2 separate regions of the Mus musculus genome follow, and region 1 is linked to region 2. A link is a loop called in an ENCODE intact Hi-C map of the cell type or tissue named here. Cell type or tissue: heart. All regions are shown on one strand.

Evidence for each region. Hi-C counts contacts between places; a loop is a spot of excess contacts. Peaks named below come from ENCODE experiments on the same cell type or tissue, not always from the same donor. Only the 100,000 strongest peaks of a DNase experiment are listed, where the experiment ranks them.
Region 1: it touches region 2 in a loop (3-fold over the local background); 6 of 42 quality-filtered maps call a loop at or near these places.

What each region holds. Positions count from the first base shown.
Region 1 is chr7:66,687,955-66,692,954 of GRCm38, forward strand. Asb7 (ankyrin repeat and SOCS box-containing 7) reads right to left here and starts at 1,607. Exons shown (of 6, transcript NM_080443.2): 1 at 1,146-1,607; 2 at 869-966. Lins1 (lines homolog 1) reads left to right here and starts at 1,935. Exons shown (of 8, transcript NM_152815.2): 1 at 1,935-2,069. In heart, a CTCF peak has its summit at 2,348; a DNase peak (open chromatin) is centred at 1,757; H3K4me3 peaks cover 2,583 bases; H3K27ac peaks cover 1,989 bases.
Region 2 is chr7:66,078,282-66,083,281 of GRCm38, forward strand. It overlaps Selenos (selenoprotein S), which reads left to right and starts at 1,368. Exons shown (of 6, transcript NM_024439.3): 1 at 1,368-1,508; 2 at 2,051-2,185. The coding sequence starts at 1,433. In heart, a CTCF peak has its summit at 2,069; a DNase peak (open chromatin) is centred at 1,370; H3K4me3 peaks cover 2,110 bases; H3K27ac peaks cover 1,556 bases.

The DNA.
Region 1 (5,000 bases), 610 kb after region 2:
TTCTCTGTAAGGGTTTTAAAATGAGAAAACAAGAATGACCACTGCCAAAACCAAGCAGCAGATAGCTAAACATACCAAAACAATACTTTGTTTCAAAATTCCTGACTGTGCCACTATTGTCAAGGAGATACATTGTAAATTTTTATAAGTTCACCTAGAACACCAGAGATGTAACAAATACTATGTATCACTTCATAACAACTCCTGGTGTCCATCCACTTTTCTCACACAAACACACAAGAACACCCATAGTAAACTATATACTTTGTTTCCGGGGCTAATAGTGCTTTTATACAGTTCCTATACTGTTCCCATTCTTAAGCTACACACATTCACTTGTTCCAGGAAAACCAAATCCAATTATTTTCTTCAAAACCTGTAAGTTTCAGTCCTCCTGTTCACCTTCTGCTACTAAGTCATTATCAGTTAGGTAACTCTGAAGCTTTCCTGATGGAGGCATAGAGAGAAAAAAATGTACATGGGCAAAACAGTAAACTGTGGTTTAATTAAAAGCAGAATCATTCAGAATTAACAAGCAATTAACATGGAATTGAAGAATTCCTATGAGAGTATGTAAGGCGGGGAACTACAAAAAGGTCTCCAAGCCTCCGAGCAGAGTACATGACACAGTATACCAAAAGATAATGCAAAACACGGAAACGCTCTGATCAGGTCCCAGAAGACGTTTCTGGGCTAGAGAAGTTACTGGGGTGTTAAGGACCAGGCATGGGCAGTGCTTCTGGTTTTGCTAGGAAACTAGGATCTAAGAAAGCTTGCATTCCCAGGCAACCACCCTGGAAATAAAGCGTTACTTAATGAGGTAGGGGCCAGGAGTAAACAATGGGGGAAGGGAGGTCTGCCTCTTTACCTTTCAAGAGGATGCTGGTCCAAAGCACTCTGTTTATTGCTCCTCTGGTGGGTGGCCAGACCCCTTCTACTCGCGAGTGTCCTCCAGCAAGCTCAAACCTGGAAAACAGAAACCGATCAGTGGTGCAGTGATCCAGGGGCGAGGAGAGGGCTCTGAGGATGGGGGAGCTTAGCAAAGGCTGGAGGGTGGCAAGGGCAGGCAGGCTAGAGCAGGGCTTCTCCCCCAACCCCCACCCAGCCAGCCCCCTCCCCTCAAGGGAGGAAGAAACTGACTTTACCTGTGTCCTCAGTTGCAGCTCCTCTCTCTCCTTTCAGCCTCCTGCACATTCACCAACTTCTCCATTGAAGAAACACCCCAGGCAGGGCCGGACACCGTGTTCCTGATCCTCCTGGGTGCTTCACGGCCCCAACCCAGAGAGCATCCAGATAGTCGATCAGGCTGGGGGTGGCGGTCTTGGCCTCGGAGCAGCCTCCGGGAAGGGGCGCTGGGAGGAAGTGCCGGCTGGGTGGGGGGGGGGGGGGGCAGTCCCGGTCCAGGGGCTCAGACCAAGGGTCTGCCGCGCGCCGGGCCGGAGGCTTTCAGCTACCGAGGGACTCAAGAGGTCTGGGGACAGAGAGACCCTAAGTCATACCAGGTCCGAAGTGTCAGCAGCAGGGTGTCCCGACAGGGGGCTTTCGGGATGCACTTTGCACTGGGCCACCCCCGCCCCCTCCTTCCAGCACTTTGGGGTCACTGGGATGGGACCAAGCCTTCGACAGCCAATCAGCTGCCGCACTGGAGCCTGCGCTCCAAGCCGTAAACCAGATCCGCGGTGGGTGGGGGTTGGGGTAGGGGGTGGGGGCGACTTGGTTGGTTGGTTGCTTCCTTCTCCTCACACAGATGCCCCCACCCCCTGGCTGTCGTAAAGCTGCCCGCGGATTCGCGACAGTTAGAGGAGGCGGGCTAATAGAGGCTGGGACTTGTCTCCGATTGGTCGCTCTCCCTTCGTCCCCTCCGCTTCCCCGCAGCGGTTCTCCAGGCTCCACCCCCAGCCTGGAGACTCTAAGCGGTTGCTAAGAGACACTGTACTACGAATGGGGCTTCTACGCCTGCTGAGGGAGGGGCCGGCAAGGCCTTCCGTGGAGTACGGTGGCCTGGAGTAGGCAGCTGTGGGCACGAGTGGCCGGGCGATGGCTGCGTGGCCCGGCGGGATGGCAGCCAGGTAAGCAGGAGCCCAGGTTGAGCTGGGTGGCTGGAGCGACACGTGCGTGGCAGGCTGAGCGACGGGGGAGGCGACAGGGCCGAGAGCAGGCGATGAGGGCCCCTACTCGTCGTCGCTCTGCGGTGCTTCTTGGAAGCGAGTGGCGATGTTTGGTGCATCTGTCGGTCTCTGAGACCCGGTTAGCTTCCAGGCTGCCTCGCCCAGCCTGCGAGAGAGCACGCTCTTTGGGATCGCGAGGCTGGTTCAAGGGCTTGCCTGCGAGGATAGCGACCCTAGTGGTTTCTTGTGAATGAAAAGAGCCGGGGGAGGGGGGCGCAGAGTGGGCACATTGATACATTGTTTAAATGCATTGATTCTTTTAGCAAGTGTCTACTGGGTTGACACTACTCTAGTTGTTGGGGAGACTTTGTGAACTTTTCTTTCCTTTCTTTCTTTTCTTTCTTTTTTTTTCTTTTATCTTAACAAGAGAAGATGAAACTGCAGAATGATTAGGGAAAAAAAAAAACCCACAAAGTAATGGAATACAGTTTGACTAGGATGCGCTAGACTCTTAGATTGTGAGCCAGGTCTCCCAGAGAATGACATTTATGCTCTGTGAATGACAAAAAAAACTAGCCAACAAAGATCTGAGGGAAGGCCTTTACAAGCAGTTAATCTGAAGTGCAAAGCCTTTGGTACTTTAATAAGTTTAGGGGAACTGTGACTGAGTAAGGGGAAGAAAGATGGAAATGAGATTAGGGGGTGTGGGCAGACTGCAGATTTTGCAGGAATGTATAGGTCATGCCAGAATGATTCCCGTTTCTATGTTTTGCATTGATCACATAATAGAGAAAGCTGTTATGGGAATTGGATTCCTGGGGATGATGTAACCTATTGCGATATTTTGTTGCAGGTGGGAGTCAGTGTTCGATTTGCCTCTGGGTCTTTTTTTTTCTAGGCTGATACTCGTAGAAAAAGTATTCCTTTGATGTCTTCCACAGGAGTAACTTCTTTTTTTTTTTTTTTTTTTTTTTTGGGATTATTCAGACTTAAAAAGAGATTCTTTTTTTTTTATTTTTTTCATTTTTTATTAGGTATTTAGCTCATTTACATTTCCAATGCTATACCAAAAGTCCCCCATACCCACCCACCCCCACTCCCCTACCCACCCACTCCCCCTAGGAGTAACTTCTTATGTGGACAGACTAACTTCGCTAATTCCTAGAAAAGGTTATAAGTAAGAATAAGGGTTTGATGTGGTACCAAAACTGAAATATCTTGAAGACAATAATACTATGGCTTTGACAGGGAGTTTTGGGCTGGGCTGTCTATTCCTGACTTGAATATATACAAGAGTAGATAAAAGACAACGGAATATGATTTCCTCAGAAAAGGGGTTAGTGAAAGCCCAAGTTATCTTCTAATTGAAGAAGTCTTTGGGGGCCTCAGAGAAAGCATACAGATTATTAGCTTGTGGGCACAGAAGTAAAAAGACCCCAAAAGGCAGATCTTAAATGCCCTGCAAGGCCATGTGTTTTTGGAGTTTGGGACATCATCCTAAGAAAAATAGAAAGATTTTTCAGAATGTGGATGGGTGTATTGTAAGCCAAGATACAACTACTTAGGAAGGGATCTGTCCATGTCAAGGGTAGATAGAAATGGTTCACTGTAACTGATATGGACTGTAGTCACTGAGCTGAGGAGAGAGAGGTACAGGAAAAAGTGAGTTTGAAGGGCATGGAATGAGTTGAGTTGATGTTCAGGGATAAATGTTTATGGGTCTTCCCTCTCCAGGTGGAGTCCTGTAGGAGGCATGTGGGTTCTTCCTTACAGACTCACTGTTAGTATTCAGTGGAAGCCAAACACTACATTTTGAAATGTAATTTTTTCCCCTCTGTACTGACTGGTTTTGTGTGTCAACTTGACACAGGCTGGAGTTATCACAAAGAAAGGAGCTTCAGTTGGGGAAGTGCCTCCATGAGATCCAGCTGTGGGGCACTTTCTCAGTTGGTGTTCAAGGGGTGGAGGGCTCATTGTGGATGGTGGCATCCCTGGGCTGGTAGTCTTGGGTTCTATGAGAGAGCAAGAGGGGAAGCAAGCCAGTAAGTAACACTCCCTCCATGGCCTCTGCATCAGCTCCTGTATCCTGACCTGCTTGAGTTCCAGTCCTGACTTCCTTTAGTGATGAACAGCAATGTGGAAGTGTAAGCTGAATAAACCCTTTCCTCCCCAACTTGCTTCTTGGTCATGATGTTTGTGCAGGAATAGAAACCCTGACTAAGACAGCCTTTTTCTCACGACGCTGGGCAGTGGCAGCCAGCCATAGCTGGCAAGCAGCTGCACTATCAGGACAAACTATCCAGGATTTGTTGGTATATTGTGTTTTTACATCCCCTCATGTCTATAGAAGGCTTCACTATGTCTACTCTACACATACAGCTATGGTTTCTCACAGCATTTAGTAATGGACATGAGAGACTCTGTACTTTAATAAAATAGGTTTGTACTAAATGAACTTTGCCCACCTGTAAGCTAATGTGAGTGTTGTATACATGGTCAGTAAATTAGGTTACAATAAGTAGCTTTTCTGCTTATGGTGTGCTTATGGGAACGTAGCCCCATGATAAGTCAATGAGTATCTGTACATAGCCCAGAAAAGAACTAAACCCTAACTTGCAAAAGTAAAATTGAGGACATAAAAGTTCATGGAATTATTCTGCAAGGGAAATGGGGAGGGCTGAACTCTGAAAAGTCCTGACAGTGAGAGCCCAGGAGAGAAAGTGGACCCAGAGAGGTTGATGAAGAAGGCCTCTCTGGACATGGAGAAGCCTTGTGTGTGCTTTTAGAAAAGGCAGGTATTTTTAAAATGGAAAAACTGCAGTTATTACCTATATGAATTAGGCCTACATTTTCTTTAGAGAATCTGTCCCTTTGGCCAGAAGTCCAAATAAT
Region 2 (5,000 bases):
CCTCTTAACCAGTGTGCGGGGATTAAAGGCTTTTAAGGCAAGGTTTCTCTGTGTAGCCCTCACTGTCCTGAGCGTCAAATTCAGAGACTCACCTGTGTCTGCCTGCTGAGTGCTGGGGTTGAAGGTGTGTGCCAACATTTCCCCTCCACCTTGTCTTTTAATGAAACTAAACATTACTTATTTCATCATCATGATTGCAGATGTTAAGGGACTGGATCAACAGGCAAATGAGCAACCTCCTCTCTCGTAACCAGATGTTTCACTTGCTCTGTATGATGTGAGAAATCACCTTAAGCAAAGAGAGAGGGTTCAAACTGGCCTCAGAGGTGGGGTGGCAGTCATCGGTACCAAAAAAGAAAAAAAAATTAAACTGATCCTTTTTTACCACTGAGAAAACTATTAAAATCATAAAACTTTAAAAATTTAGCAATTTTTTAAAAAAGCCATGTTGTGTCTGAAAAAAAAAATCAGCAAATTCATGGCTATCTTCATATTCTTAGCTTCATATCCAGTCATCAAAGTCTATTTTCAAGGTGGTTGATAATGTGAAGTGACTCCAGGCTTTTCTCTCCCATGTCCCCAGATGGAGTCGCTGAATTAGAAGATCCTTAACAGACTAGTTTTTATGACACAGTGAGTTTTATTTCCATTTTGGAGATTCAAAGTCCTCAAGCTTGGTACAGCACCGTATAGATTCCATCAGGCTCCTCAGGCTGAGTCATCTCACGGTGGGGTGCACAGAAATCTAGTCTCTTTTTCTCTGGGGACACCCACATTGACCTCATATAGTAGTTTCCCAAAGGATCCCACCTTTAAACACCACAGAGTTCTCACCTTCTTAATCCCATTAATCTATGGAAACTTGATTCCATCAGTTCCTTTTCAAATCGCAGCTATCTCCTTTATTGCCTTCCTAGTATGTTGCAGAGAACCATTACAAAAACTGTGGTAATGTAACACATAAGAGCCTAAGTTGAAGTCATTACTACATTAATTCCTTCCCTTGAGACAGTGGATCAGAAGAAAGGAATTCTAAGTAGATCGCTTTCCGCACGTTAGGGGAGGGGAATCTATGCTGCAAACCTTTAGGGCCCGGTGACAAGGGCGGGACTCAAATCTCATCTCCAGGAGGTTTCAAATCTCTTGAGCCTCAATGTCCAATCAGTATCAAATACAAGATCGGTTATCCGAGCTATGCCGAGTTGAGCTGCGAGCTCCTCCCTGAAAGTCAAACGCGCTTCCGCCTGGGCATCTTTCAGCCCCGCCCTCTGGTCACACCCCCCCTGTGATTGGTCGAGCGTCGAGGTAGGTCGAGCCACGATAGGTCAGTACCGCCACGGCAGTGAGCGCCACGTGTACATAGGGCCGAACCGGAAGCGCAGAGCAGAGAGGAGCAGCGGGCTTGTCGTTGGTGGCGGTGGCGGTGGCCGCCATGGATCGCGATGAGGAACCTCTGTCCGCGAGGCCGGCGCTGGAGACCGAGAGCCTGCGATTCCTGCACGTGACAGGTCAGGGGCGGCGGGCGCCGCCATGCTCGGTGGGTCGGCCTCCAGGAGGCTTGGCGTTAACGCCGCGGACTGGCCGAGCCTGCTTGTTGGGCCGGAGCTCACCTTTCTCGAAGTCGCCCTAGCTGGGCGGGCGCTCGCGGACTTGGCTCACGGGAGTCCCTTTAACATTTTCCTTTTGCAGTGGAGTCCTCCGCCCGGCGTTTCACTCTACCCGACACTAACACACTGTTGTCTCACTCCTTAACAAAGTGTAACTCACGGAGTCTGGATGGCCTTTGCTTTCCTGAATCAGATAGACACGTCCCCTTTAGTCCTTCAGAACCTAGCTGCTGGGCTCTGCACCCTCCGGGCTACTCCCGAGTCCCCTTGTAGTTGAGAAGTTTCTGTACCCAGCGATTCGCTTCTTAGGAGTCCATTTCCAGCTAGACTGTGAAGGTTCTGAAAGAAGAAGCTATGACTATTTTTGTAGAGTATTATTGAAAAAAATGCTATTACCATTTCTGAAACTGGTTTCTTTCTCTTTTTTTTTTTTTTCCCCCCAGTGGGCTCCCTGCTGGCCAGCTATGGCTGGTACATCCTCTTCAGCTGCATCCTACTCTACATTGTCATCCAGAGGCTCTCCCTTCGACTGAGGGCTTTGAGGCAGAGACAGCTGGACCAAGCCGAGACTGTTCTGGGTTAGTGCCATGTGGTAGAAATGAAGGCGCCTGTCATTTACTTAGTGGGTGGTGGCAAGACATGCCTTTGAGGTTTGAAAGATTTTTATTGAGATGCAAAGACTCCGTGATGGTGTATAGCATACTCAATGCACATCTTGTTCGGTGCATGGGGACCAGTCCCTGGAGATGGCCAGGTCTTGTGGAGGAAACAAGAAGTGTCAAGGGGCGGGGGTGGGGGTGGGGGGATCAGGCATTGGGGTCCTGGGAATCTTGCCACCTGACTGACTGGAAGTGGGGTGCTGCTTTATACAGCACTCCGTAGACAGGGATGGATTCATAGATCATATTTTTGTCCCCAGATGTATTTTAGCTTCCTCGTAGTCATAAGTTTAGCCATCATTGATAAACCGTGACAGAGCAGAGTTATCTTTTACAATCATTTTCCCTCATCAACCCCGTAGCCCATTTTTTTAAAGAATCTAGAGGCATATTTTGCCAAAGCATGACAGTCCATTCTCAGGCTGGTAGCTCTTATGGTTTCAAAGGCACTAGACAGAAAATCTCCAAGCCAGCCTGGGTAGGTTGTCATGTCCTATGGCAGTAGATTAGCAGTTTATTTAATCAACTTTTGATGGTTAGAGTGCTAATTGTCATTAGGCCCAAGGAAAATCTTCAGGCCAGAACTGCTACAGTTATTATTCAATTTTGGATGTAATACAATGTTTTTATCTTTGTGGAATTTATTTTTAGGTCTGAACTTGGTATTCTTTTGTTCCTTGGCCATAGGACATCACAGTGGTCCTGCATAGACTAATTTTTCCAAGGGAGGTCTTAATCCCTCATTCTTCTATCATTTATCCACACCATCCTTTGTCCATCAGGATAAGCCCCCGTGTAGGGCAGAGATAACTCAAGCCGGTTTAACTTTGTTGTTGTATCTTTTTCCTGGAGGGGCATTCCATATGTGCCCCCCCCAATGTTATATATGCCACGTATTCCCCTGAGTGACAGGAGGAAGAGGCTTTAACCTGATTGATCGGCTGCCAACCTCTCCAGCCTGCTGAGTCTTATTTCTCTTTTAAGTTTACCTTGTTCTAATTATCTTGTGCCTGAGTAAATGGAGAGGCGAGTGCGTGATCCAAGGATATCTTGGAGCCTGAGCCTCACAAGGAGATCTCTGGTGTCTTTATTTGAGACACAACCTCCGGGCCTAAGGAAGACCCTCAAGTAGAGCCAGATAAGGATGTCTCCCTAAAAGTGGGGTGAGTGGTATGCTTAGGACTCCCCTAGGAACGCTTAGAAGCTGTCCTCTTGGGAGAAGGCATAAGAGAGTCATACGCTTCCCATCAATCCCCAAGTTGTACAAATATTAAAAGTCCCCAAGCATGCAACACATGGAGATCAAGACCAGAAGTGGAAGACCATGTGACAGCGATTGTATCGCTCTGCTCAGCTTTGATAGATAGCGGTCAAGCAGCTGTGCTGGCTTTGTGACTTTCACTGTTCCCATTAGCTGTGGCTGGGCCAGTTAGTGGGTCTTAATTTACAGAGGATTAAAATGAAAATGTCACCCTTTTCTTTGTGCTCCAGCGACACCCCCCAGTGAACCTCTCTAGAATTATTGTGAGTGACCAGAAACTCAGTGTTAGGGTCTGTCTGTCCCTCCATCCCTCCCTCCCTCCCTTCCTTCCTCCCTCCCTTCCTTCCTTCCTTCCTTCCTTCCTTCCTTCCTTCCTTCCTTCTTCCAGTTACTGTGCCACACCTCCCCCCATCTCCAGTGTTAGGTTTTACACGCACTCCATTTTGATTTTTCCCTGACCTCATCAGACCTGATTTCCACTTACCATTTGGTTGTTTAGAGAAAGCTCAAAGGGCAGCCATTCTGTGTAGAAGCTTCACTCCTGTGTGTGTATCCTAAAGAAACACTGTTTTATATTGCAGTATAACTTAAATATAGATTACCATTCAACTGATTACTGCAGTACTGAGATGGGTGGATTTACAACTAGGTAGAAAACTAAACTAGGGCTGGGTGTGGGGCACACACCTTTAATCCCTACATTCAGGAGGCAGAGCAAGGCAGATCTGTGTGAATCTGGGGTCAGCCCAGCCTGCATAGTTTTAGGTCAGCCAGAGCTACATAGTAAGACCCTGTTCTAAAAAAAAAAAAAAAAAAAAATTAAATAAGCTGGGGCTGGGGCTGGGGCTGGGGCTGGGGCTGGGGCTGGGGCTGGGGCTGGGGCTGGGGCTAGAGCTGAGGCCCAGTTTGTAGAGTGCTTGACTAACATACACAAGACAGAGCATTTGATCTCCTGTACCAAGTAGAAGTGGGTGTGGTGGCAGACTTCTGTAGTCCTGCACATGGACGTGGATGCAGGAGGAACAGGAGTTCAAGGTCATTCTGCTATATAGTGAGTTTGAGGCCAGTCGAGGTTATCTAATACATGATTAATTTATTTTTTATCTAATATATAATTAATTTGTTATTTGCATATACATCTGCAGGCCAGATGAGGGCATCAGATCCCCTTATGGTTGTGAGCCACCATGTGGTTACTGGGAATTGAACTCAGGACCCCTGGAGGAACAGCCAGCGCTCGTAACCACTGAGAATTTCACCAGTCCAACATTCAGATTCTTAATGCTAGTTGAAAGGACTTTGCTTTGTAGGACCAAGAATAAGAATCTTACACCTCTTCTCATTGACCTGGGCCGGTCAAGTGATGGATAGAGATGCAAATTCCTTCTGTTTTGCTTTGTGGAATGCTGGTCAGTGCAAGTGAGATGGCCACCTTGTACAGTGTTCTCTCACTCATCTTGGTGGCCATCAGAG